Linked DNA regions of Homo sapiens: region 2 is linked to region 1. Evidence: read pairs that join two places in POLR2A ChIA-PET (ENCODE). Cell type or tissue: CD4-positive, alpha-beta T cell. All regions are shown on one strand. Links, peaks and the distances in the headings refer to the core of each region. The heading gives the core; the rest is flanking DNA.

Region 1 (11,080 bases), core at 6,804-10,803:
AGCAGGTGCATTTGGGAAGCTGAGTTAAACATGTTTTTTTAGGCAGCACTTCTCAGAGTCTTGAGAAAGACAATTTGCAGCCAGCATCTCGAAGAAGGAGCTGTAGTGTGGCATCTGTGGGACGTAAGGTCCCAAAGAAGGGGACATATTGGTTACACATTTCGGCAGTTAGCAAATGGCTGGATTAATTAAGCCATTTCTATTACATTAAAGTTGAGTTGCTACGGGAATCTCTGGCATCTCCACCCATAGACCTTGCCCACTTCTTTTTCTCTCTCCTTTTCTCTCCGTGACTCCTTGTTTCTGGACTCCAGATGCAGTCTACACAGAACTCCAGCCCACCTCTCCAACCCCAACCTGGCCTGCTGATGGTGAGTAGTGCAGGGGCAGGCGGCGGGGACAGGACCAAGACAAACAAAGTTTCCCCTCTTCCTCTGACACTATAGGTCTTTGGTTGCCCATTTCAGTCCCTACTCCCAGCTCTGAATGCCCTGGTTTACTCTGGGTGGGGACAGCCAACTCCATTCAATTCTTTAGAAAAAGAAAACCAAAACGCTTTTGAAATTGTGAAATTAACATGCATATAGAAAAATACAAAACCCATAAATTTACAGTGTAATAACTTACTCTAAATTGAATCCCTATGTAACTACCAACCGGGTCAAGGAGCAGAACTTTGCAAACACCCCCAGAAAGTCTCTGTGTGCCAGTCCCATTTATTTCTTCCTTTCATCTCTTTTTTCTCTGATCCCTTTTTTGAATTTTTTGAACAATTTTTGGACGTTTTCTTGAAGTATAATTCAAAAAGTGCTCCCGGCCAGGCACAGTGGCTCATGCCTATAATCCCAGCACTTTGAGAGGCCAAGGTGGATGGATCACTTGAGCTCAGGAGTTCTAGACCAGCCTGGGCAACACAGTGAGACTCCATCTCTACAGAAAAATACAAAAATTAGCCGAGTGCGTTGGCGTGCTCCTGTAGTCCCAGCTACTCGAAAGGCTGAGGCAGGAGAATCACTTAAGCCCAGAGGCAGAGGTTGCAGTGAGCCAAGATCTTGCCACTGCACTCCAGCCTGGGCAACAGAGCGAAACCCTGTCTCAAAAAAAAAAAAAAGTGCTCCCTGATTTTTTCAATCGATGTTTAAAGACACAGTAGTACAAAAACACATTCTGCCTGGAAAGAATAAAATGATTGTAGGCAAAACTAAACCCCTTTGTCACCTCCCCTCCCCAATCCTCGTTCTCTCCCTCTGTCTCTGAGAGGTCCCCACTGTCAGCATTGGGGTAGGTCCCCAGTGATACCACATCCCATGTATATTACTTGGAGAAAATGCACTGACTGTGTGCTGTGTTTGTGTGAGCTTAAGGAGACCTTATGATTGTTCTGCAGCTTGCTTTGTTTCTTCGTGCAGTCGTATGTTTGGAAGTTCTTCTCACATCACTGCATAAAGACTTGTTTTGTTTTCTCTCCTGCCTGGTATTCCACAAGGCGCCTATATCACAGCTTATGGAGTCACACACTTCTTGATGAACATGTTGGCTGTTTCCAGCTTTTTCTGTCTACACACAGCACCACAATGAGCAACTTTGTCCCTTCCTCCTTGAGCAAACGCACTTGGAATATGTACTGACTATGTGCTGGTCATGGTTCTAAATATTTTGCGTATGTTAACTCATTCAACCTTCACGCAAACCCTAAGAGGCAGAAATTACCATTGTCCCCATTTTACAGACAAGGAAACAGAGGCTGTGAGTAACTGGTTCAAGGTCTCACAACAAGTCAGGGACGCAGCTGGAATCGAAGTCCAGGAATCTGGCACCAGAGCCTGTGCTTTTATCCAAGACAATACAGGGCAAAGGACATGCATGCTTAATGTTTTAAAATTTGCCCTCCTGCCGCCCAGGCACAGTGGCTCATGCCTGTCATCCCAGCACTTTTGGAGGCTGAGGCGGGTGGATCGCTTGAGCCCAGGAATTTGAGACCAGCCTGGACAACACAGCAAAACCTATTCTCTACAAAAAGTACAAAATGATTAGCTGGGCATGGTGGCATGTGCCTGTAGTCCCAGCTACCTGGGAGGCTAAGGCGGGAGAATCACTTGAGCCCAAGAGTTCAAGGCTACAGTGAGCTATGATTGCACCACTGCACTCCAGCTCAGGTGATAGAGTGAGACCCTGTCTCAAAAATAAATAAAAGTAAAAATAAAAGTTCCCCTCCCAAGTGACTGTACCCATTTCCTAACCCACCAGCAGTGTGCAGGAGTGTCCCCCTTCCCAACCCTACAGTGACACTTGGTATACTGACATTTTCAGGTTTTGCCAGCCTCTTAGGTTTTTTCTGAGATGGAGTTTTGCTCTTGTTGCCCAGGTCGCTGTGCAATGGTGCAATCTCGGCTCACCACAACCTCTGCCTCCCAGGTTCAAGCAATTCTCCCTCAGCCTCCCGAGTAGCTGAGATTAGAGGCATGAGCGACCACGCCCAGCTAATTTTGTATTTTTAGTAGAGACAGGGTTTCTCCATGTTGGTCAGGCTGGTCTCGAACTCCCGACCTAAGGTAATCTGCCCGCCTCGGCCTCCCAAAGTGCTGGGAATACAGACATAAGCCACCGCGCCCGGCCCCAATTCTCTTTCCCCAGTGACTCTTTCTTATCCTTCCCTCCTTGCTCTCCTGACCTGAATAGAAACACCACAACCCCAGACCCAGACCCAGCAACTGGAAGGAACGGATGGGCCTCTAGTGACAGATCCAGAGACACACAAGAGCACCAAAGCAGGTATAGCATGGGACTGAGAGCAGCAGCCTACGATTTTTGTTTAATTCTCTATCTAGGTCAACATTTCCCTCAGTACGTTTCTCAGTGCCCCTGTTTGGGGAATTGTTAATACATTTAAAAAAAATGTTTTTGGTTTGTGGTCAAAGTTATTTGGGGAACCCTGAGTTAAAGTTAACCATGTTTCTTTGTGGCAGGACTTCTGAGAGTCTTCATTAAGCTAATTTTCAGCAAAGGATCCCCAAGGGGCAGCGTGCAGTATGCAGTGTTTCCCTAACTGATAGACTTTGGAACTTTCTTTCTGTCAGTTCCCCTCGGAGGGCTGGGGCTATAGAATGTGCCTGTGGATATTTCTTTTTTGTACATCTCCTTAATGTTAGAGCAGGAGCTTTTCAGTTGCAAAATATAGAAAATTCACCTTAAACACACACACACACACACACACACACAAAAGAATGATTGGCTATATAAGTTCTGGAAAGTCCAGAAGTAGCCAACTTCAGGCATAGCTGGATCAAGGCGAGTAAGCACTGTCATGAGTGCTTTGTTCCCTCTCTTGGTTCTGTTGTCTTCATTCTCTACTAACTTCTCCCCTCTTGATGGCAGAGATGGTCCCATAGTTCTAACTTTAGGTCACATACGTGGTGGCTAGAGAACAAAATCTTTCCCATTATTTCTAGCCTGAGGCCTAGAATTGACTCTCATTGGTTCAGCTGGAGTCACATGCTCATGTCTGAACCAATGAGAGCCTGAGAAATGAGCTGCTCTCATTGGTCAGGCCTGAGTCTTGTGCCCCACCCTGGGGCTAGAGAAGAGGCTCAGCCAGCCATGCCTGAACCACATAGACCAAGAGTCAGGGAAGAGGGGATTTTCCTTTGGACAAGTGAGTTAGTATTACCAGAAGGTGTGGGAAAGGAGACTGAGCTGAGATAAGGCAACAGATCGCCTCTAATGCCTGCGTGATGATCCTTATTTGAGGGGCAGCCCCACACTGGAAAGTGTTGTAGAGTAGGCCACTCCCAGAGAGACATGTACAGTTGTGCAGACTGGGTACTGAACGAGAGCACCACCTCTCGGGCAATGCCATTCCCTTTGTCGGTCTTTATAATTGTTCCAGTTTTCTAGTGATAGCAGCAAAGCATCTCATTCTTACAGAATCTATCTATTAAAACAATCCTACAATGGATGGAAATAAAGTGCTTTACAGAAGGGAACTTTTCTAGTTTGTACAAAAGTGCACCTGTAGGGGTGGGGGATAGCAGCTGTGTCCACACTTATCAATGATAAAGCATTCTCACATCACTGCATTAATTTACTGAGTCTTTGCTGACCTGAGTTGCTCTATGTATTGGTCCATGTTCCTGGATATATGTGACAGAAATTCATCAAGGACAAATGGCTGTCACTGCTGAGCCTCTGGGTTGCCTAGAGGCTGGGCATGAAAGCCCCCAGGGCCTCTCTTCCTCCTCTATCTTTGCTTCTCTTCCACCTAGGAAGGAAATGGCTCATGTTATTTGAGCCTCCTAGCTCAAAACTTCCAGACTTCACCTAGGGTTTTAATCTGCTCAGGTTACGATAACAAAATACCACAGACTGGATGGCTTAAACAATAGGAATTCATTTCTCCCGGTTCTGGAGATGGGAAGTCCAAGATCAAGGTGCCAGAAGGGTTGGTGTCTGTCGAGGGCTCCCCTTGGGTCACAGACAGCCATTCTCTTGCTCTGTCTTCACCATGTCCTCTCCATGTGTGGGTGGGCTTGTGAGCTTGAAAGCAAGCTCTCTGGTGTCTTCTTATAAGGGCACTAATCCCATCATGAGGGCCCCACCCTCATGATCCTATCTAACCCTAATTACCTCCCAAAGGCCCTCGCTCCAAAATACCATCACATGGAATTTGGTGGGGTGGATAGAATTCAGTCTATAGTACCTAGCTGTCACTCAATATCCCTACTTGGGATTTCAAAGGTCTCAGGGAAGGACCAGACTGAGGTCACAAGCTTCCTTTTGTAGCCTGGGTTATAACTGGGGAAGGGAGGGCAATGTCTTCCCACAAAGAAAGGGAGAGCTGTTCCAGAAGGAGGAAGAGTGCTGAGCAGACAGTAATAGCAATGGCTGACTTTTGCTGAGAGCTTGTTCATGCTGGGCACTGTGCTAAGCTTCTGTGTATTCAGTCATTTGATGCTTGTGATCATCCTGTGTGGTGGGAACTGTCATTACTCCCATTTTACAGGAAAAGGAACTGAGGCCCAGAGAGGTTACTCAGCTTGCCCTAGGCAATACAGCCAAGAGTGGCAGAACCGGAATTTGAGTCCAGACTGTCTCACCCCAGGGTGCATGAGCACCACACACCAGTATGGCTGTCCTTCGCATTCCTGTGGTCTCTGCCGTGGATCTGGCTTATACCTTCCTCTGGGCAATGCATTCCCTGAATATCTTGTAATCCTTGGTTGCCAGTTCCTATTTAGGGTGTGGGGCACTGAGATAATTCCAGGGAACTTGGGTTTCACGAGGGAGCTTCTCTGTCTGCTGGCTTCTTGTTGAGGCCTCCGATGTGGTGTGGGGGCACTTCTCAGTGCTTGGGGGAGGCCTTTTCTTTGGAGGTACTGATTTTTTTTTTTTTTTCAAGAGAAGAATCCTTTGGTATTTTCGGTCTGGGGGCAGAGGTGATATTCAGAATAGTTTTGTTGTTGTTGTTGTTTTTGAGACAGAGTGTTGCTCTGTTGCCCAGACTGGAGTGCAGTGGCGAAATCTTGGCTCACTGCAATCTCCACCTCCCGAGTTCAGGCAATTCTCCTGCCTCAGCCTCCCAAGTATCTGGGATTACAGGTGTGTGCCACCAGGCCCAGTTAATTTTTGTATTTTTAGTAGAGGCGGGGTTTCACCATGTTGGCCAGACTGGTCTTGAGCTCTTGGCTTCAGGTGATCTGCCCGCCTCAGTCTCCCAAAGTGCTGGGGTTTACAGACATGAGCCACTGCACCCAGCCAATATTCAGAATGTTTTACAAGTTTCTCCAGACTATGTAGCTGGGTCAGAGTCCTTGGCAGGTGTTGCCCTTTCGTTCCTTTATCTCCTGGATTATAGTGTGGGCCAGAAGGTCCTAGGAGAGGGGTCTGGAGTCCCTCGGGGATTGAGGCAGATCAGATAGTCGCAACCGGGGCTATGTGCTTATTTCAGCATTTCAATGCCTGTCATTACTTATTGCCTCTAGGTGTGGAGTAGGGGGGATGCCTGACCCTGCACACCAGCTGTGTAGATGTGGGAGAGGGGTTTCTTCCAGATGCAGACTCTCAGTAATATCCCTTGTTTCTGCCTCCATGGCTCACTCCTGCCCTCCACTGATCTGGCCACTCTCTCAGCTCATCCCACTGATGACACCACGACGCTCTCTGAGAGACCATCCCCAAGCACAGACGTCCAGACAGACCCCCAGACCCTCAAGCCATCTGGTTAGTAACTGCCTCCCCAGACTGGAAACAGGCTATTTTCTGTTCACTGTGTATTTCCAGCACCTGGAGTACAGCCCAGCACAGAATAGTTCTCAGTAAAGACGTGATGGGAAAGTAAATGACTTCAAGCCAGGCAGAGGGTGGGCACATGATAAATGTCTGAATAGATAAGTGAATGCATAAATTATTGCTGCATACAAACCACCTAAAAACTCAGTGGCTTAAAAGGATAACCATTTATTTAGCTCTCATTTCTGCAATTTGGAAATCTAGGGTGTGCTCAGCTGGCTGGTTCTTCTGGTTTCAGCTGGACTTACTCATGCGTCTGAGGTCAGTTGTGGGTCAGCAAGGACCTCTGTTTCTAGGGGCAATTTGATTCTTTCCCTGGTGATCTTATCCACCACTTCCTGCCCAGTCAGCCCCCCAGTGAATGAATGGAAATGATACGCCCATGGGTCACATAGAGAGCCCATTCATCCATTCATTCAACAAATAGTCACTGAGTACTTGTGTGCTAGGCTAGTTCTAGGGGACAGAGATAGAGTGGTGAACAAGCCAGAAAAAATCTCTGCCCTCATGGAACTACTATTCTAGTGGTAAGAGAAACACAACAAGAAATAATCATAATTATGTATCAGTTGATTTCAACTTGCTATCAAGAAAAGTAAAGTAGGGTTAGAGAGTGACTGGGGAGTACAGGTTGAGTATTCCTTATCCAAAATGCTTTGGACCAGGAGACTTTCAGATTTCAGATTTTAGAATATTTGCATTATACTTACCAGTTCAACTTTCCTGACCCAAAAATCTGAAGTCCAAAATGTTCCAGTGGGCATTTCCTTTCGGTGTCATGTCAGACTGTTACTGGAAAGGGGTTCCGATCCAGACCCCAAGAAAGGGCTGTTGGATCTTGCACAAAAAAAGAATTCAGAGAGTCCATAGAGTTTATTTAGAAAGTAAAGGAATAAAGAATGGCTACTCTATAGGCAGAGCAGCCCCACAGGCTGCTGGTTGCCTGTTTTTATGGTTGTTTCTTCGTTATATGCTAAACAAGGGGTGGATTATTCATGAGTTTTCTGGGAAAGGGGTGGGCAATTCCCAGAACTGAGGATTCCTCCCCTTTTTATACTGTATAGGGTAACTTCCTGATGTTGCCATGGCATTTGAAACTGTCATGGTGCTGGTAGGAGTGCCTTTTAGCATGCTAATGTATTATAACTAATGTATAATGAGCTGTGAGGATGACCAGAGGTCACTGTCATTGCCATCTTGGTTTTGGTGGGTTTTAACTGGCTTCTTTACTGCAACCTGTTTTATCAGCAAGGCCTTTATGACCTGTATCTCGTGCCGACCTCCTATCTCATCCTGTGACTAACAATGTCTAACCTCTGGGGAATACAGCCCAGTAGGTCTCAGCCTTATTTTACCCTATTCGAGATGGAGTTGCTCTGGTTCAAACACCCCTGACATGACATCAAAAAGTGTCAGATTTGGGGACATTTTGGATTTTGGATTTGGGGATTAGGGATAGTCAACCTGTATTTCATATACAAAACCAGGGAGGGCCCCACTGGGAAGGGAGTGAAGGAGGGAGCCATGCGGATGTCTAGGGAAAGTGTGTTCCAGGCAGAGGAAACAGCCAGTGCAAAGGCCCTGAGGTGAGAAGGTGTCTGCATGTTCAACAGCAGGGAGGCCAGTAGGGCTGGAGTGCAGGGAGTGAGGGGGATAGGAAGGAAATGAGATTAGAGGAATAATGGGAGCCAGATTGTGTGCCATGGTGAAGATTTTGGGTTTTGTTCTAAGGGTACCCAGGTATCCCCCTTTCCTGACTTTGCCATTCACGTATTCACTTCACAAACCTTTGCTGAACCCTGACTTGCTCTTTGTCTGCCTCTCCAGGTTTTCATGAGGATGACCCCTTCTTCTATGGTAAGTTATCCACAGGAAGATGTGGGGGAAGGAAAGGTGAGGTCCGTCTGACTCTACCCCTTCATTTTTCTCTCTGCAGATGAACACACCCTCCGGAAACGGGGGCTGTTGGTCGCAGCTGTGCTGTTCATCACAGGCATCATCATCCTCACCAGTGAGAACTGGGGTTGGGTGGGAAGGACACCAAGACCAGGAGGGGGACTTATGACGGAGGGCTGGGTTCTCAAAGGTCCCTGGGCAATTTTGTTTTAAATGAGGTATCTATTAGCTGCATATACATACAAACCACCACAGAATTCAGTGGTTTAAAATAATGACCATTTATTGAGCTCTCAATACCACAGTTTGGAAACATAGGCTGGGCTCAGCTGGGTGATTCTTCTGGTCTCAACTGGATTTACTCTTGCATCTGAGTTCAGTTGTGGGTCAGCAGGAAACTTTGTTTCTGGGGTGCCTTGGCTCTTTGCCACATCATCTTATCCTTCACTAAGCTAGCCTGGGCTTGTTCGCATGGTGGTGGCAGGGATCTAAGATAGAGTGAATGCATGCAGGCTCAGAACTGGCCATTATCACTTCTGCCTCATTCCATAGGTCAAAGCAAGTCATGAGGCTGGGTTTCATTCAAGGAAATAGACTCCACCTCTTGATGGGAAGATAGGCAAAGTCACATGGCAAAGGACATGGATACTGACAGGGAGGGGTAGAGACTAAGGGCCATTTGGCGGTCAGCATACCACCCCAGCAGTCACAAGCCCACTGCACCCAGGCCTGGCAGGGAACAAGGGCTGAAAAAGGCTGTGTCAGGAGGAGATAACTGAGGATTAAATGCCTCATGGAACAACCCCACCCACTCAATCCAGCAAGAATAGAGGCTTGAAGCAGCCAGAGTAACTACTCTTTTAAGAGCTTAATGTTTCTGTAAAATCTTTTGGTACTCAAATGTTGACAGCTGTGTTGATCAGGGTCATGGCAGGTGGCAGAAGGACCTGCAAACGATTAACTGGAGAAAGTTTAATAGAGTGATATCTCTGGAGGTACAGGCAGGGCAATGAGATGGTGCAGTGCCCTAGGACTAGCAAGGATGGGGACCTGTTATCCCCCAGCCTGAGGGACAAGAGGAGGCACTGGCTTTGCAGGAGGCCTGGTGAGAGATGGAACTGGAGGTGGGGCTGCTGGCAGGAGCTGTGGCCTCAGAAAGAGGGTTCCAGCCACTGCCTCACTTGTGACCAAACCAGGAGGGAGCAGGGGTGGTGGGGATCAGATACCTAAACCTCCCTCTCCTCCCACCCCCCTGTCTCCTGCCAATGCTTAACCAGAGGGCAAGGGGCCCAGGGCCCCATGCAGGGAGAGGAAGTTGTGGGGAAAGGCAGAATAACAAGCAGAGAAACTAATTTTTTAAAAAGGTTTTTAAAATGTTGTGGGTGAAATAAAACACGAGCTATCAGTTAATCTGTATAACCAATGCCAAGTTTCATTACCTCTCTTGTCCAACTTCCTCATCAAGAAAATGAGCATAGCCACATCTTTTTTTGCCTTAAGGGGAGAGGCAGAATTCTAACAATCATAAGACATGATTCCTGATGTGTGCGTGATCCCCACTGAATCTGAGAGTCAAGCACTGTTGCCTCGGTCATACAACATGTATGTGTTGATCCTGACTTTGCACCAGGTCCTATTCTCACCCCAGTGGAGAAGTTAAGGCTCAGAGAGTTAAGGAGTTTGCCTAAGGTCACACAGCACAGAAGAGTCAGTAAATTCATTTGCTGGCGGGACACGGTGGCTCACTCCTGTAATCCCAGTACTTTGGGAGGCCAAGGTGGGAGGATGGCTTGAGCCCAGGGGTTCAAGACCAGCATGGGCAAAATAGCAAGACCCTATCTCTACACAAATAATTTTTTTTACTTAAAAAAAAAAAAGAATCAGTGAAGGATTGGACCCAGGTTTGTGTGAGAGCAGAGCCTGAACGTTAGCTCTGGGGCCATGTATTTTTCCAACAGCAAATATTTGTGGGCTCCTAGTCTGTGCCAAACCTGTGCTGGGTGATGCTGGGGGCATGGTGGTGACAAGCAGCCCTGGTCCCTGTCCTCAGGAGCTCACATCTGGTCGAAGATGATAAGCAAATAAATGCATGAATGAGTGGATACAGAGAAAGATATTTGCCAAATAAAGCAGAGTGACAGGGAAGAGAGGGGTGGGGAGAGAAGCCCTCCCTGGAGTGGTGAAATTGGAACTGATCCCTGATGATGAGATGAATCACCAGGTAGAGAGAGCAGCAAGTGCCAAGCCCTGGAGGCAGGAATGAGCTGCGCCCATTGCTATAGCAGCAGAGGAGGCAAAGTAGCCAGGACAGGGTAGGTTGGGGGAGAGGAGAAGACGAGGCCAGAGAGCTGAGGGGCTGGAGGAGGCAAGGGTGGCAGGTGTTTTCTAAAGTACCCTTGGCTTCTAAGTTCCCCCTCCCTCACTCTGGAGCAGCCACAGATGAGTCTCTGGAACCCATCTGTGTCCTCGTACCTCAAGGCCTTTGCGCTGCTGTTCCCTCTGCCTGTAACACCCTTCCTCCAGGTGTCTCCCTTACGTCCTTCAGACCTTTGTTCAAATGTCACCTCCTTGGCAGGCCACAGTGGTTCACGTATGTAATCCCAGGACTTTGGGAGGCTGAGGCAGGTGGATCCCTTGAGGCCAGGAGTTCAAGACCAGCTTGGCCAACATGGTGAAACCCTGTCTTTACTAAAAATACAAAAATTAGCTGGGCTTGGTGGCACATGCCTGTCATCCCAGCTACTCGGGAGGCTGAGGCGGGAGAATCGCTTGAATCCAGGAGGTGGGGGTTGCAGTGAGCTGAGATTGTGCCACTGCATTCCAGCCTGGGTGACACAGCAAGACTCTGTCTCAAAAAAAAAAAAAAAAAGTAACCTCCTCATTGAAGCCCCAGTAGCCA
Region 2 (11,080 bases), core at 4,130-8,129, 70 kb after region 1:
ACCATATTATTATCTCAGTAGATACAGAGAATGCATCTGATAAAACTCAACATTCATTTATGGCTCAAAACTTTTGGCAAACTAGGAACAAAAGGAAATTTTCTAAGAAGATAAAGTGTTTCTATTAAAAACCTAGGACAGGCCGGGTACAGTGGCTCACACCTGTAATCCCAGCACTTTGGAAGGCCGAGGCGGGTGGATCACCTGAAGTCAGGAGTTCGAGACCAGTTAGGGTAACATGGCGAAACCCTATCTCTACTAAAAATACAAAAATTAGCCGGGTGTGATGGTGGGTGCCTGTAGTCCCAGCTACTTGGGAGGCTGAGGCAGGAGAATCATTTGAACCCAGGAGGCGAAGGTTGCAGTGAACTGAGATTGCGCCATTGCACTCCAGCCTGGGCAACAGAGTGAGACCCTGTCTCAAAAAAAAAACAAAAAACAAACAAACAAACAAAAACACCTAGGGCTAAATTATACTTCATAGTAAAATACTAAGAATAACACAAGTATTTCTGCCATCAACTTTTCCATTCAGCATTTTACTGGAGGTAAGATACAAGCAAAAAATTAGATATAAGGTCATATATTAAATATGATTTATATACCAGCAACAAAGAATTAAAAGATGAAACTTAAAAGATTACTATAGGATAGTATGAAAAAATTAAATACCTAGGAATAAATATAATAAAAGATATGTGAGTCCTCTACATTAATAACTTCACATTATTGGGAGAAATTAAAGAAAGACTAAACAATGGAAGTATTTGCCACATTCACGGATTGGAAGACTAAATATTGAATATATATTGATTTACCCCAAATTTATCTTTAGATTCAATAAAGTCCCAATTAAAAAAAAATAAGAGTTTTGGGGTGGAAACTACAAACCGATTCCAAAATTTGTATATAATGGGCCAAGAATAACCAAGACAATCTTGAAGAACAAAGTTGGGAAACACTACCACATATTGTGACTTATTGAAAGGTATAAAAAGACACTGTGGGCTGGGTGCAGTGGCTTGTGCCTGTAATCTCAGCACTTGGGAGGCCAAGGAGGGCAGAATCACTTGAGGTCAGGGGTTCAAAACCAGCCTGGCCAACCCCTTCTCTACTAAAAATATAAGAATTAGCCGGGCATGGTTGCGGATGCCTGCAATCCCAGCTACTTGGGAGGCTGAGGCAGGAGAATCGCTTGAATTTGGGAGATGGAGGTTGCAGTAAGCTGAGATTGCGCCATTGCACTTCAGCCTGGGCAACAGAGGGAGACTCCATCTCAAAAATAAATAAACAAATAAAAGGAAAAAAAAAAAAGAAAACCAAAGACACTGTGGCATTGGGACAAGGATGGATAGATAAATTGTATCCAGGGTCCAATCAGGAGACAGAAACATCAGTGTCTACATTGTCATGAGCCCATGGGCCTGAGTAGCTCGGTCTCTAGATTCTACATTTGGCCTCCCCCTGAATATCAGAAGCCTGTGCAGACAAGAACTAGGTCATTGCTGTGTCCCTAACATCACCTGCCCAGGGCACACTCAGAGGAAACACCAGGGAATTCTTCCTGCATGCGCATCTCAGCAAGCCAGTGAGGAGACCTTTTCCTTAGCAGAACCAACATGAAGGCTTATGGGCTGGGAGACGGAGCCCGGTTTTCTGTTGGAAGGTAACCCATGAGCCCAGGTGAACACAGAAAACAAAGTCTGGGTGAGGGTCAAGGGCAGGGCTACGGCCCTGGTCCTGTCACCTGTAGATGGAGGCCAAGGGGCAGGTGAGCCACCTGTTGTTCATCCACTTGCCAGGCTGGTAAAAATCAAAGATGAGGTATGGCTAGTGAATTTCCTTGACGGGGTTGCAGGGTACGTGGCAGGCTTCCACCTGCAGTTCGGGCCGCATGCGGCTGAATTGCATCTTCTCATCTCTCAGATACAGCTGGCAGGGCATAGGTTTTTCCACGGGCTCCTCAATGTAGCAGTACCCCAGGCGTCTGCACTCACCCAGTTCCCCACAGCGGTTACAGTCCTGCCGGGGGTCCCAGTGGGTAAAGATGAGTACCTTGCCATCCAGGATCAGGGTCTCATTCTGCAGGGACTTTTGGTCCAGGCTCTTGTGCGTAACATGAAGGGTGGTGACAACCTGGAAGTCGATCTCGTATTGTACCATGAGGGTATCATCATTGCCCTGGCAGCGATAGAGGCCAGTCTGGGAGGGCTGAGGGTTGGTCAATTGAAGGCTACCCCCAGGCAGTTTCCTTATGTCAGGCATTGAATTAAGCAGAGAAGGATCTTCCCCAAGAATGGAAGAGAAGTACCAGAGTGCCATGGGATGGTCACACTTCAGGACAGCATCACTGCCTGAGAGTAGGGCTCGCTGGCAAAGGTCCTTGTAGGCACAGCTGATTAACATCTAGGCTCACAGAGTGGGGCAAGAAAGGCTAAGCAGCCACAGGGTGTCCAGCATAGTGGACCAAGGCTGTAGAAGGAGGCTAGGAACTCCCTGGCCATTGTGAAGTCACTCACAAAACTCGAGGATCAGCCTAGGCAATGGAATGAAACTTGATCCACTGTGCTTCCAGGAGTACAATTCAGTTCGTGTCATCAAATGGCTTGTCATAGGTTGTAGGGTCGAAGGTCAAATATCCACATGAGCTAGGCAGGAAACAAAATGGGTGAGCTTAAATCAGAACAAACGAACTACAAAGGCAAATTATTGGCCCTCCACATACCCAATATATAATGATGGAATGGGACAAAATGACTTTATGACCATCAGAAAGTGGAAGAAGAGGCAGGGCCCAGTGGCTCACACCTGTAATCCCAGCACACTTTGGGAGGCTGAGGCCGGTGGATCACCTGAGGCCAGGAGTTCAAGACCAGCCTGACCAACATGGTGAAACCCCGTCTAACCCCGTCTCTATTAAAAATACAAAAATTAGCCAGGTGTGGTGGTGCATGCCTGTATTCCCAGCTGCTTGAGAGGCTGAGGCAGGAGAATCTCTTGAACCCGGGAGGCAGAGGTTGCAGTGAGCTGAGATCCACCACTGCACTCCAGCCTGGACAACAGAGAAAGACTCTGTCTCAAAAAAAAAAAAAGAGAAAGAAGAAAGAAAGAGAGAGAGAGAAAAAGAAAAGAAAGAGAGAGAGAGAAAGGGAAGACACACAGAAATCACTGCTCTGTACCACTTCTGCAATCCAGTGGGAAAACATTACAAGGACCCCCTATCTTGTAGATGGGAAAGATTCCTTAACTAGCACCGAAGCAGCTCCTTGTTGTGTGTGGGGAGGGTAGGGGGATTCCCAAATCATTGTTCTCTGTGGGTCATGTCTCACTCTCCAGGGAAATATCTCCTTTTCTCATATTCTCCTTGGCTACATCTGAAGATGTGCCCTCCTTGAGACAACAGCAGTTTACTCAGCCTGCTTTCTATCTCCCACAGTTTGGGACCTACGGTTCTTATAAGCCTCTAGTCAACTAAATATGTAAACAAACAAACAAACAAACAAACAAAAACACACACATAGCCGTAGTTCTGTTCGAGATGTTCTCAGGCTGGGCTCGGTGGCTCACGCCTGTAATCTCAGCACTTTGGGAGGCCAAGGTGGGAGGATTGCTTGAAGCCAGGAGTTCGAGACCAGCCTGGGCAACATGGTGAAACCCTGTCTCTCCTAAAAATACAAAAATTAGCCAGGTGTGGTGGTGGGCTCCTGTAATCCCAGCTACATAGCAGGCTGAGGCAGGAGAATTGCTTGAACCTGGGAGATGGAGGTTGCAGTGAGCCAAGATCACACCACTGCACTCCAGCCTGGGCAACAGCACAAGACTCTGTCTAAAAAAAAAAAAAAAAAAGATGCTCTTATCCTCTCTCTCTTTCTGTCTCTTTCTCATTTCAGGTACCTTAAACTCTATCAGCCATCCTTGGCGAGCTATATCTCTTAACTCTCTTTCATGGAGACATTTGTCCACCTGAAAGCGTTTTCTGGTAGTATCTTAATTCATTCAGAGAATTTTTAAACAATGGGTAATAATTATTTACCTAGGCTTATACTTTTGATTTTATCCTTGTCAAAAGCTGAATTCTAATTGGACTTTATCTCTCAAAGCCCTTCTCAATTTTTAGCTAACTTTGGCCAACTTATACTGCTAACATCTTATATTCCAGCAGCTTCCTTGAAAGCTACAAGTCCATTAAATACATTATCTGCCTTCCAGAGTATCTCAGGCAACAGCCTCCATCCTTCTGGTTTCAAATAAGTGTCTTAGTCCCAAAGGTATCTAAGCCAATGCTGTCTTTTTATTTTTGATTACCTCAGCACCCTACTCCTGATACTATTTTGGTATCAATCTAGATAAGTTATTTGCTACTATAATAAACTTCCAGCCAGGTGTGGTGGCTCACGCCTGTAATCCCAGCACTTTGGGAGGCTAAGGAGGGCAGATCACCTGAGGTCAGGAGTTTGAGACCAACCTAGCCAACCCTGTCTCTACTAAAAATACAAAAAATGACAAAACCCTGTCTTTACTAAAAATACACAAATTAGCCAGGTGTGGTGGCATGCACCTGAAGTCCCAGCTACTTGGGAGGCTAAGGCAGGAAGATCACTTGAACCCGGGAGGTGGATGTTGCAGTGAGCTGAGATCATGCCACTGCACTCCAGCCTGGGTGACAGAGCAAGACTTCATCTAAAAAAAAAAAAAAAAAAATTCCCCCCAAATCTCAACCACATAAAACAACTAAGGTTTACTTTTTACTCATTGTGCATTGGTATTGGAATCACTCAGGAATCCAGGGTGATGGCGCAACTGCCATCTCAAACATTTTCAGTTTCTTCCAAGGAGAAAGAAAGAGCTCTCTGTAAGATTTTGGGTCTACATTAAATGCTTTGCCCTTAAGTAACACATGTCATGTCGCTTGCTCACAAACCATTGGCTAGAAACAGCTACATGGCACCACCAATCCACCAAGCCAACAAAAGAAATTGAACTCTAGCTGGGCGCCGTGCCTCACGCCTGTAATCCCAGCACTTTGGGAGGCTGAGGCGGCGGATCACGAGGTCAGGAGATCGAGACCATCCTGGCTAACACCGTGAAACCCCATCTCTATTAAAGATACAAAAAAATTCGCCGGGCGTGGCGGTGTGCACCTGTAGTCCCAGCTGCTGGGGAGGCTGAGGCAGCAGAATGGCGTGAACCTGGGAGGCGGAGCTTGCAGTGAGCCGAGATCGCGCCACTGCACTCCAGCCTGGGCGACAGAGCAAGACTCCATCTCAAAAAAAAAAAAAAAAAAATGGAACTCTACTATTTCCAGGAATCTTTTGGCAAATGGCAGTAATGATTTCCATGGCTAATGTCTATTACAAGGGATTTTTCCTCTGGTGTTCTCCTTTATATCACAGAGTTAAAACCATTTCCAAAATCCTCACATCAGCTCTCCCCTAAAGTTCTACTGGCCAGGATTGGGGCCCATGCCCAGGTCTAAACCAATCTCTGAAAATAAATGAAGCTTACATCGTTGGCTTAAACCAATTAGAATTTGTTGCCTAGGATTGGGTAAGGTCAGCTTTTTCTTAGCAGAAGCCACTGAAGACCCAGACAAAATCAGGGTTTTGTATGCAGGGGAGTTGTAGAAAAGAATGCTGATTTGGTGTAGCCAACCATGTCTTCCACAGCATTGACTGATGGGAAAATATTAGTTGTACCAGAATTGTGCCAGGCACTGTGTGAGCCACATGACCCCAGGCAAGTTGCTGAGACTTTCCTTTTTTTTTTTTTTTGAGACAGAGTCTCACTCTCTAGCCCCCAGGCTGGAGTGCGGTGGTGCAATCTTGGTTCACTACAGCCTTTGCCTCCCAGGTTCAAGCAATTCTCTTCCCTCAGCCTCCCAAGTAGGTGGGATTACAGGCATGTACCACCATGCCCAGCTGATTTTTGTATTTTTAGTAGAGACGGGGTTTCACCATGTTGACCAGGCTGGTCTTGAACTCCTGACCTCAAGTGATCTGCCCGCCTCGGCCTCCCAAAGTGCTGGGAATACAGATGTGAGCCACAGCACCCGGCCAGAACTACTGGAGACTGGTAAATTTATAAGGAAAAGAAGATTAATTGACTCACAGTTCTGCATGGCTGGGGAGGCCTCAGGAAACTTCCAATCATGGTGCAAGGCGAAAGGGAAGCAGGCACCTTCACAAGGTGGCAGCAAAGAGACAGCAATTAGGGAACTGCCAGCTACTTTTAAAGCATCAGATCTCATGAGAACTCCCTCACTGCACGGGAGAAACCACTCCCATAATCCAATTACCTTCCACTGGGTCCCTCCCTTGACCTGTGGGGATTACAATTCAAGATGAGACTTGGGCGGGGACACAAAACCAAACCATATCACTCATCCACCTTGCACCAGACACCAAGGATCCAGGCTAAGTCCCTGACCTCTTGGAGCTTACATCCTAGTGGGGATGTATTAGTCAGGATAGGTTAAGTTATGCTATGTAACAAAGGATTCTAAAATCTTAGTGGCTTAATAAAATTTTTTTTCATGCGACATGTCCAAATTTGGCTGGGGAGAGCTATACTCCACAAAGTCCCTTCAGATACTGTGGCTAACAGAGGTGGTACCATCTGCAACATCATTAGTTGCTATGGCAGGATAAGGGAGTATAGCAAATCATGAACTGGCAATTGAATGCTTTGGTCAGTGATATGGTTTGGCTGTGTCCCCACCCAAACCTCATCTCATATTGTAGCTCTCATAATCCCCACGTGTCATGGGAAGGACCCGATGGGAGGTAATTGAATCATGAGAGCAGGTTTTTCCCATGCTATTCTCATGATAGTGAATAAGTCTCACAAGATCTGATGGTTTTTTTCTTTCTTTCTTTCTTTCTTTTTTTTTTTTTTTTTTTTTTGAGGGAGAGTCTCACTCTGCTGCTGCCCAGGCTGAAGTGCAGTGGCACGATCTCAGCTGACAGCAACCTCTGCCTCCCTGGTTCAAGCGATTCTTGTGCCTCAGCCTCCTGAGTAGCTGGAATTACAGATGTGCACCACCATGCCCAGCTAATTTTCATATTTTTAGTAGAGAGGGGGTTTCACCATGTTGGCCAGGCTGGTCTTGAGCTCCTGACCTCAAATGATCCACCTGCCTCGGCCTCCCAAAGTGCTGGGATTACAGGCATGAGCCACCATGCCTGGTGAGATCTGATGGTTTTATAAAGGGCAGTTCCCCTACACACAGTTGCTTGCCTGCCGCCATGTAAGACACGCCTTTGCTCCTCCTTTGCCTTCTGCCATGATTATGAGGCCTCCCCAGCCATGTGCAGCTCTGAGTCCATTAAACATCTTTTTCTTTAGAAATTACCCAGTCTCAGATATTTCTTCATAGTAGCAAGCAAATAGACTAATACACAGATGGTAAACAAATAAATGACTAATAAAACATCAGGTCATGGTAAATGCTTTGAAGAAAAAAAGAAGGCGCAAAGAGAGATTGGGGATGGAGACTATTAGGGGATGAATTATGACCCCACAAGTTCATATGTTGAAACACTGACCCCCAATACCTCAGAATATGACTGTATTGGGAAACAGGGCTTTTAAAGAGGTAATTAAGTTAAAATAGGGTTGTTAGAGTGGGTTCTAATCCAATATGACTAGTGCCCTTAAAAGATGAGGGAATTAGAACCCAGGCAGAGGGATGACCATGTGAGGACATAGTGAAAAGGGAACCATCTGCACACCAAGAAGAAAGGCCTCAGAATGAAACCAAACCTGCCAACACCTTGATTTTGGACTTCTAGCTTACAGAATTGCGAAGAAATAAATTTCTGTTGTTTAAACCACCCAGTCTCTGGTGTTTGTTATGGCAGCCCTAGCCAACTAATATAGAGACTATTTTATTTTTATTTATTCATTTGTTTTGAGACAGGGTCTCATTCTGTCACCCAGGCTGGAGTGCAGTGGTGTAATCATAGCTCACTGCAGCCTGAAACTCCTGGGTTCAAGTGATTCTCCTGTCTCAGCCTCCTAAGTAGCTAGGACTACAGGGACGTGCCACCATGCCTAGCTAATTTTTAAAATTTTTGGTAGAGATGGTAGACTGGATAAAGAAAATGTATACACCATGTAGAGGCTTGTCTTAAACTTACAGCCTCAAACTATCCTCCTGTCTCAGCCTCCCAAAGTACTGGGATTACAGGTGTGGGACACCATGCCCAGCCTGTGGGGAGAGAGGTAGGTGAGAAGAGAAGGCTTCTCTGAAGAAGTGACATTTGAGCAGACCTATATAAGATGGTTATGAAGATTCACACAGCGGCTCATGCCTGTGATCCCAGCACTTTGGGAGGCTGAGGCAAGTGGAGCACCTGAGATCATGAGTTCAAGACCAGCCTGGCCAACATGGTGAAACCCCATCTCTACTAAAGATACAAAAATTATCCAGGTGTGGTGGTGCACGCCTATAATCCCAGCTACTCAGAAGGCTGAGACAGGAGAATTGCTTCAACCTGGGAGGTGGAGGTTGTAGTGAGCTGAGATTGTGCCACTGCATTCTAGCCTGGGTGACAGAGTGAGACTCTGTCTCAAAAAAAAAAAAAAAAAAAAAAAAAAATCCAGAGAAAGCAAGGTCTGAACTAAGCACACCGCACATGCAAAGGTCTTGAGGTGGGAACAGGTTTGCTATGTGAATACCCATCAGCCAAAGACAATCAGGCATGCACCTATGAACAAAGTTAGGTTTTTTGACTTGCTGCAGTGAGGGCAGATGTACACCATGGGGAATGGTGTGGTGTCTCAGGAAGGTGTCAGAGAAGACTAACAGAATTTGGGCTGTGTTGTATGATTGTGGGAAGGATTCAAAGAAGTGGGGATTTGCTTTGGGTTGGGTGCTATCAAAAAGTGTAACCAATTCTTTTTTTTCAAACTTTTGATTTTAAGTTCAGGGGTATGTGTGCAGGTTTCTTATAGAGGTAAATTTATATCATGGGGGTTTGTTGTACATATAATTTCATCACCCAGGTATTAAGCCTAGTACCCCTTAGCTATTTTTCCTGATCCTCTCCCTCCTCCCACACTCTACCCTCTGATAGGCTCCAGTGTGTGTTGTTCCCCTTTATGTATTTGTGTTCTCATCATTTAGATTCCACTTATAAGGGAGAACATGCGGTATTTAGTTTTCTCTTTCTGCATTAGTTTGCTAAGGATAATGACCTTCAGCTCCATTCTTGTTCCTGCAAAGGGCATGATTTCATTCTTTTTTATGGCTGCATAGTATTCCATAGTGTATATGTACCACATTTTTTTAATCCAGTCTACCATTGATGGACATTTAGGTTGATCCTATGTCTTTGCTATTGTGAATAGTGCTGCAATGAATATAAGTGTGCATGTGTCTTTATGATAGAACAATTTATATTTCTTTGGGTGTATACCCAGTAATGGGCTTGTTAGGTTGAATGGTAGTTCTGTTTTTAGGTCTTTGAGGAATTGCCACACTGTCTTACATGCTAATTAACACTCCCACCAACAGTGTGTAAGCATTCCTTTTTCTCTGCAACCTCGCCAGCATGTTGTTTTTTGACTTTTTAATAATAGCCATTCTGACTGATGTGAGATGGTATCTCATGGTGGTTTTGATTTGCGTTTCACTAATGATTAGTGATGTTGAGCTTTTTTATATGATTCTTGGCCAGATGTATATTTTCTTTTGAAAAGTGTTTGGTCATGTCCTTTGCCCACCACGAGTGTAACCAATTCTATCTTTTCTAGAAGGTGAGAAGAACGGAGCAAAGCTAAAACTGAAATTGGTAAAGAAACAGCAGCCATTCAGATCAGCTGAGAGAAGGGGATGCTTGATATTTTGTGGTTTGGACAGTGTTCCTGTTTTGTCTCTGTGCAGGCATAATTACAGAGCAGTCTTGTTTCTATCTAGATGCATCAGAGTCACAGACAGGCCTTTGTTGTTGTTGTTCTGTGAACATTGTTCACCTTCAACAGGAGAACATCATGACCTAACAGTGCATTCTAGACAAGCTGCTAGCAACACCAAGACCCAGTTGTTACTGTTAGGCCAGCTCCCAGCTGTTAGAGGCTGCTTTCTCTTTCTTACATAGATGAGGAACTTCAGTGAAGTCTCTTCCAGCAATGAAAGACTGATCAAATGGCTTTCACTCTGTGACCCTCCGTTTCCTTATTTTCAAAGGATTTTAATTGTACTGGCCACATAGTGCTCTTGTGTGGATTTGATGAGATGTTATCTATAAAGTATCAGCCAGTATTATTATCTAGGGGTTAGCAATATGGACTCATCCTCCAAATATCAGAGTTCTGTGTTGGGACTCTGGATTACTACTTCTGATCATGGTTGTGCAGACACAGGGGGTGGGCCATGATTGGCTTAATCCCCACCAGCTGAACTGGCTTCCAGAAGGTATAAAGGGATAGCCACTGGATTTTCTCCCCTTTTGTTCCCTTTGGAAGGTGGACATTTAGGGATTAGGATATTCAAAAGCAACTGTGCATACAAGGGAATTTAGAAAGTCACTGCACAAGCTCAGGGAAAGATGCAAATTCAGAAAAGACCTAAGATGATCATAAGCTTTCATTTTAGGTTGATTCTAGCACAGATACATCTTATAACAATAAACAAACAAAAAAACCAGCAAACCCTGGGGAATGGGGAAAAGCTGATTTCCAGAGTTAGCACATTGTAAGATTCAAATGTCCATTTTCAACAAAAAAGTCACAAGACATACATACAAAGAAACAAGAGAGTATGGCCCATTCAAAGAAAAAATAAATAAACAATACCTGAGGAAGCCCAGGTGGTAGACTTACTAGACAAAGACATAAATAACTGTCTCAAAGATGCTCAAACAGCTAAAGGAGACATAGACGAAGACAGAAAAATGATGTATGAACAAAAGAAGAATATCAGCAAAAAGACAGAAAATGCAAAAAGGAACCAAAAGGAAAATTCTGGAGCTAAAAATACAATTAACTGAAATAAAAAATTCACTGAAGGGGCTCAAAAACAGATTTGAGCAGGCAGAAGAAAAATCAGCAAACTTGGTGACAGGAAAATTTATTGAGT

What was found. Peaks named below come from ENCODE experiments on the same cell type or tissue, not always from the same donor. Only the 100,000 strongest peaks of a DNase experiment are listed, where the experiment ranks them.
Region 2: POLR2A ChIA-PET joins it to region 1 with 7 read pairs; 10 of 35 experiments call an interaction of 5 or more read pairs at or near these places.

Annotation. Positions count from the first base shown.
Region 1 is chr19:35,158,030-35,169,109 of GRCh38, forward strand. It overlaps FXYD5 (FXYD domain containing ion transport regulator 5), which reads left to right. Exons shown (of 9, transcript NM_014164.6): 4 at 315-371; 5 at 2,680-2,772; 6 at 6,127-6,216; 7 at 8,113-8,142; 8 at 8,222-8,296. Among named protein-coding and RNA genes, the nearest start is that of FXYD5, 8.8 kb to the left of the region's middle. In CD4-positive, alpha-beta T cell, for the core only: no CTCF peak of the experiment used is centred there; no DNase peak of the experiment used is centred there; H3K27ac peaks cover 2,590 bases.
Region 2 is chr19:35,230,544-35,241,623 of GRCh38, forward strand. It overlaps the pseudogene FAM187B2P. Among named protein-coding and RNA genes, the nearest start is that of FAM187B, 7.3 kb to the left of the region's middle. In CD4-positive, alpha-beta T cell, for the core only: a CTCF peak has its summit at 6,190 (motif pointing right); a DNase peak (open chromatin) is centred at 6,188.